Linked DNA regions of Homo sapiens: region 1 is linked to region 2. Evidence: chromatin contacts called from ENCODE Hi-C or POLR2A ChIA-PET data. All regions are on one chromosome and are shown on one strand. Each heading gives the region's core, a stretch centred on a gene start or an enhancer-like site at or near the end of the contact. The rest is flanking DNA. Distances are from core to core; before and after follow the strand shown.

The links. A loop is a pair of places that touch in the nucleus more often than their neighbours do. ChIA-PET counts read pairs that join two places held with the same protein, here RNA polymerase II (POLR2A). Pooled maps may share reads with other maps.
Region 1: POLR2A ChIA-PET joins it to region 2 with 11 read pairs in activated CD4-positive, alpha-beta T cell. The contact joins the promoter of DYRK4 here to the enhancer-like site in region 2. A Hi-C loop is called at or near these places in 2 of 50 pooled maps. POLR2A ChIA-PET finds 5 or more read pairs at or near these places in 2 of 52 experiments (activated CD4-positive, alpha-beta T cell and activated CD8-positive, alpha-beta memory T cell).

The regions. Positions count from the first base shown.
Region 1 is chr12:4,560,813-4,563,512 of GRCh38, forward strand. It overlaps DYRK4 (dual specificity tyrosine phosphorylation regulated kinase 4), which reads left to right and starts at 1,396. Exons shown (of 15, transcript NM_001394779.1): 1 at 1,396-1,471. The coding sequence starts at 1,434. RefSeq lists a silencer at 1,231-1,525.
Region 2 is chr12:4,438,136-4,440,835 of GRCh38, forward strand. All of the region lies in intron 2 of FGF6 (fibroblast growth factor 6), which reads right to left. Among named protein-coding and RNA genes, the nearest start is that of FGF6, 6.3 kb to the right of the region's middle. RefSeq lists an enhancer at 2,111-2,700. Within about 2 kb of position 1,261, at least 2 of the 41 ENCODE cell types and tissues checked have a DNase peak (open chromatin) inside an H3K27ac peak, as active enhancers do.

The DNA.
Region 1 (2,700 bases), core at 146-2,645, 120 kb after region 2:
TCCAGTCACCAAGTCTTACTCCATTTCCTAAATTTCTCAAAACTACTCTTCCATGTGCTCTCCCTTACTCTGAAACATCATCACTCACTATTTCTAACAGGCATCCTTGCCTTGATTCTTAACCTACTCGGGCCTACTTCCATTGTTATTGCCACAGAGGGTTTTATAAAATAAAGTCAGCATGAACACCCCTCTGCAGTCTGCACATACACACCTTACCCTGGTCGAGTTCATAGCCTACTTGGTGTCTGACTCCCCCTTTCCTGCTGCTTCAACCTTGTCTCTGCCCACGTGCAACTTTGATCCCTGCCCCACTAAACTGGGTGCTGGCACAATGGTACCAAGCTTTTCTATGGCTCTGGCCTTCAGAATAGGACTTGCCTCCTTTACGTAGACAACTACTGCCTGTCCTTGAAGACTCAGATTCAACTCAGCTCTTTCAGAAAGCTTCATTTGAATGTCTTTTCTGCCTGGACCAGACTGTGCACCTCCAGGTCAACCTACTGCCACTCAATTACAAATTTCCCTTTTCATGCTTTCTACAATCTGGTGCAGAGTAAGCACTCAAAAAGTGTTCAGCTGATATATGGATTTTACCCAGAACTTTTGCTATGTACTTACTTTTTTTCTTTTTCTTTTTCTTTTTTTCTTTTTTTTTTTTTTTTTTGAGATGCAGTCTCGTTCTGTCGCCAGGCTGGAGTGCAGTGGCGCGATCTCGGCTCACTGCAACCTCCGCCTCCCGGGTTCCAGCGATTCTCCTGCCTCAGCCTCCCAAGTAGCTGGGACTACAGGCACGCACCACCACGCCCCGCTTATTTTTGTATTTTTAGTAGAGACGGGGTTTCACCATGTTGGCCAGGATGGTCTTGATCTCTTGGCCTCGTGATCCACCCGCCTTGGCCTCTCAAAGTGCTGGGATTACAGAAAAAAATGTCTAAATAGAGACAGGGGCGGGGGGGTCTCACTACTTTGAGCAGTTTGGTCTCGAACTCCAGACCTCAAGTGGTCTGCCTAGGCCTCCCAAAGTGCTGGGATTGCAGGTGTAAAACCACCGCGCCCGGCCAGAACTTCTGTGATGTAATTCTGATAACCACATGCTTCGCTTGAAGAAGGGGAGAGAGTAGGGATAATTTCATGTGTCCGGTCTGGGCAACCAACTTTAAGTTCTTTATGCTGGGATTTTGTTCAATTCTTGCCCTATACTTTAAAGAACTGGGGCAAGAGAATGCGAGTAGGAGGACGAGGAGTATGTTCTTCAGGCTGCTACTCTGCAAGGTGGTTTGGGACCACAGCCTGAGAAAGCCCTTCCAGCTCTGGAGTCATAAAAAGGGCGGGAGCCGTTTCTATAGCGACGGGAGGAGGGCGTGGCCGTCCCTTGCCCTCTGCCGGGCTCTCACAGCCTCCCGCAGCGGCGGGCGGTCAGCGCCGGCCTCATGCAGCTCCTCCCGCCGCCTATCCGCACCGGAACAAAGTAAGGGCCGCGGAGGCTCGTACTTCACGAGCAGTCAGGCGCGAGTACGAGGCAGGCGACGAAGCTTCTGGTCGACGGGGTCGTGGGGGGAGAATGAAAAGCGTGCAGAATGCAAGAGCTGACCGGGGAATGTGGGTCAGAGAGAGGCGGGCTGTGGTGCGCGGACAAGAAAATACAGTTGTAGTTTTTGCAGCAGCTGCATCCCCGGAATCCGACGTCAGTATACTTCCATGTTAAGATGCTGTCGCATCGGCGACTCCAGCTGAGTGCAGGACAGGGAGCGAGGGGTTCTGAGGAACTCAGCAGACCTATCCTGGAACTGTGCTTCCAGCCCTCACTGGGACGCCAGACTTTCTTCCTCCCTTTCTTTCTCTTCTTTACTGCATGTCCTCTTGGTAGTCGTAAGTGGGTCCACGACCACACGCCTCGCGTGGATGAGGCTCTGGCAGGCATTACTCATGTTCCCACCCAGCCCATATGCCCGGGCACCTCTGTGCTCAACCAGGGCCCAGCCCCTGACACAAAAGCGCGCGAAGGTGTGTGTAGATCACACACCCAGAGCTGCCACTCAGGAAATTCCCAATATTAGCAAATCTTTCCTTAAAAAAGAGATGAACAATGCACAATTTGAGGGTTTTTAAAGGCTATTCTGTGACATTTGCTGCATTTGAAATGTCCAGCAGCCCCTCAAAGCTTAGGAAAACCGTGACCCCTCTGACATGTCTTAAGCAACGGACAGCATCACCAATATTAATTCAAGCTTCACTGTCCAGGCTTAAGTGGAGACTCGGCAAAAGCAGGAGGCCATTTAGTGGAAAAGTTCAAACCGTGGAAACAACAAATGAAAATGTCCTTTGTCTTGCTTGAGCGATTTGATCACCTACATGTGGTCGGTATGTAAAACCTAGGAGTTCGAAGAAATTCTTCAAACATGCACTCTACCTTATTGTTTCTGTTACTTAAATCTGTTGTTTCTCTTGTTTGTTTTGGTCCTTATGGAGAAAGCAGAGGTAAATCGGAAGGGACTCTCTAGCAATATGCCAGCCACTCTTCCCTGACTTTGCCCTCTCCAACTCCACATATTGTTGCCTGCAACTTGGCTAGAATGCATAGTCCTCAAGCGTGTGGAGGACCCAGTGCTGGGATTTAGTGGTTTTAGCTGACTCTAAGCCCATCGTGAGTGTGTTGTGATGGCTCCCCAAAGAGCAAATGCTGGTGGAGGCTGCATT
Region 2 (2,700 bases), core at 11-2,510:
CATTTGAGCAGAAGAGAATATGCCTAATAAGAGAAATGTAAGTTATAACTGTGAGATCCCATTTTTAGTGGCCAGATTTCAAAGAGAAAAGCGTTTGACACTATGCTCTCATTAGTGAGGGCACAGAAACTAGGAATTCTCATTTAATGTCCTCTGATGTGTATACTGTTATAATCTCTATAAAGAGCAATTTGGCAGCATCTACCAGAATAAAGGATGAATATAGCAACTGATCAGCAATTCCACTCCTAGAAATTTATCTTACTGATATATTCCCACACACGCACAAAAGTTACTACAGCATTAAATAACAAAAGACCAAAAACAATGTATCTATTAAGAGAGGAGTAGCTGAGGTGGCTCATGCCTGTAATCCCAGCACTTTGGGAGGCCAAGGTGGGTGGATCACGAGGTCAGGAGATTGAGACCATCCTGGTCAACATGGTGAAACCGCATCTCTACCAAAATACAAAAAATTAGCTGGGCATGGTGGTGCATGCCTGTAGTCCCAGCTACTTGGGAGGCTAAGGCAGGGGAATCTCTTGGACCGGGGAGGTGGAGATTGCAGTGGGCCAAGACCGCACTCCAGCCTGGTGACAGAGCGAGACTCTATCTCAAAAAAAAAAAAAAAAAAAAAAAAAAAGAGGAGTAACTAACTCAATTATGGTAGATCCACATGATGGAATTCTATAAGCCTTGAAAAGATAAGAAGCCTCTCTGTAATGACATGAAATGGCCTCAAAGATACATTGCTAAGTGAAGACACAAGGTTTGAAAAAGTGTTGGCATAGTACGCTCTTGTTTGTGTGATTTTTTAAAAAAGATGATACCGGTGCGTGCACGTGTGCGTTAGCTATTTCTGGAACGATATACTGGAATGAAACACTGGTAACTGGGGCTGCCTCTAGGGAGGAACTCAGTGGCTTCAAGACAATGGTGGGAGTGAGACTTTCCATAGAATATTCTTTGATACTTTTTTCTCCTTAAAACATGTTCCTGTGTTACCTAGTCAAGTACGTAAATTATTTAAAGTGGGAAGGGAATTTAGGGTAGCAAATGGGCCAGGAAACGAAGCGAGAAAACATTTTGATCAGAAACTGGTGGTCTCCTTCTTGTTGGGTCACGGCCCCTCTCCACCCACCAGCCTCCCCCCTGTTCTAACTTTGTATGTCCCTGGAGAGTAACCCGCCCAGTCAGTTCCAGAGAATTTATTTCTGATCTGGATGGTGGTTAAGGGAGAGGTTTCGTGTGTTGTTTGCAAGCTCTAGTGAGGAAATGAAATCTTGAGGTGGAGGAAGGGGAAGTGGGAGGAACTGAGTGACTTGGACAAGAAACTCTCAAGCCATTGCCCACTTCCCCGTGCCTAGAATGTGCCCATTTGAGAACCCAGCCTCTCCTAAACATCTGGATCTCCTAAAACATGATTGTTTAAGCATGCATGACCATGGATGCGTAGATTGTACTTTGCTTCTCTGGTCATTCGATTTTGGATCATTCAAATCCACTCCCCCTCAACATACACACTTTTTTTTTTTCTGTTTCTATTTTTTTTTCAAGTTTACTACTTTTTTTTCTTTCCATTCTGCCCTTTTCTCTAGCCTGTCTCATATCCCTGGCCTTCCCCAGAATCCTGTACAAAACTAAAGTGAAAAAAGACAACTAGTAGAGGAAGCTTGTGTTAGAAGCCCTAACCTTCCCCTTGCTGCTCTCTCTCCTCCGCCCTCAGCACCCACATCTGTGGGGTTTGGAAGGCCAGGAGGCCTGTGGCATGAAGGAGAGATAGTGCATTTTTTCTGAATGCTTCAGGCTGATGGGATTTTCCCGATGCCCAGAGTGATGCTCAAGACCCAGCCCCTTAATTCATCTTCATCAGAGCCCTGAGCTTTGAGTTCTCATGGCTTGGGAATGTTGGCCCCTCAGCTCTGGTGAAGAACGCACTCGAGCCAAGTGAACGCCATGTTCATAAAAGCAGCTACTGTATATGATTACTTGAATAAATGAAAATCATTCCACTGGGTCACATTTCCTGGGCCTGCCAGGCTCAAGCCCCAGCATGAAAATATCTTCAATTTGATGTAGGTCTATTCAGACTTATGTGCATTTGGCACTCACTATGGAGAAGGGCATTTCTCAGAGGAGCAAGCATATCCATGGGGTAGAGGTGCCTCCAAAGTGTGAGGTGGACAAGACAGCCACCCTCTCGCCTTTAGAGCTAAGTCACTTGGACCAACGAGGATCTAATCCTGCTTTTAAACATCTTCACCCTGTGACCGCTGGGGCCATTTGTCCCTGTTCCTCCTGGCAGTGTGTGTTGGATGGAGAAGGATGGGGTGGAAGGATGTGGGCAAGAAGGAAAAATAAACCAATTCTTTGTCCTAAGACTTTCTTCTGTAGCCCCTGACTGCTTCTTTTCCTGTCTTTAGCTGAAATATCATCAGCTCTGAAGATGCCTGCATTTTCCAACCCTTTTTCCTAGCACACAATTGAACTGTTGATTTAGGAATGTTGGAAAGTGTTTTCATCAGGTGTTTCATTCTTCTCACTCCAGTGCAGCTCTTTGTAGCAGGCGGGGATTTGTATGCAGAGCCTCAGGCCCTGCATAAGGGCATGCACCTCCCGCTGCTCTCCAGCCCCATCTCCCAGCACTTCCTCATGGTGGGTGTCCTTCATCCCATTCCCTCAGGAGTGCTGTTTTCTGCT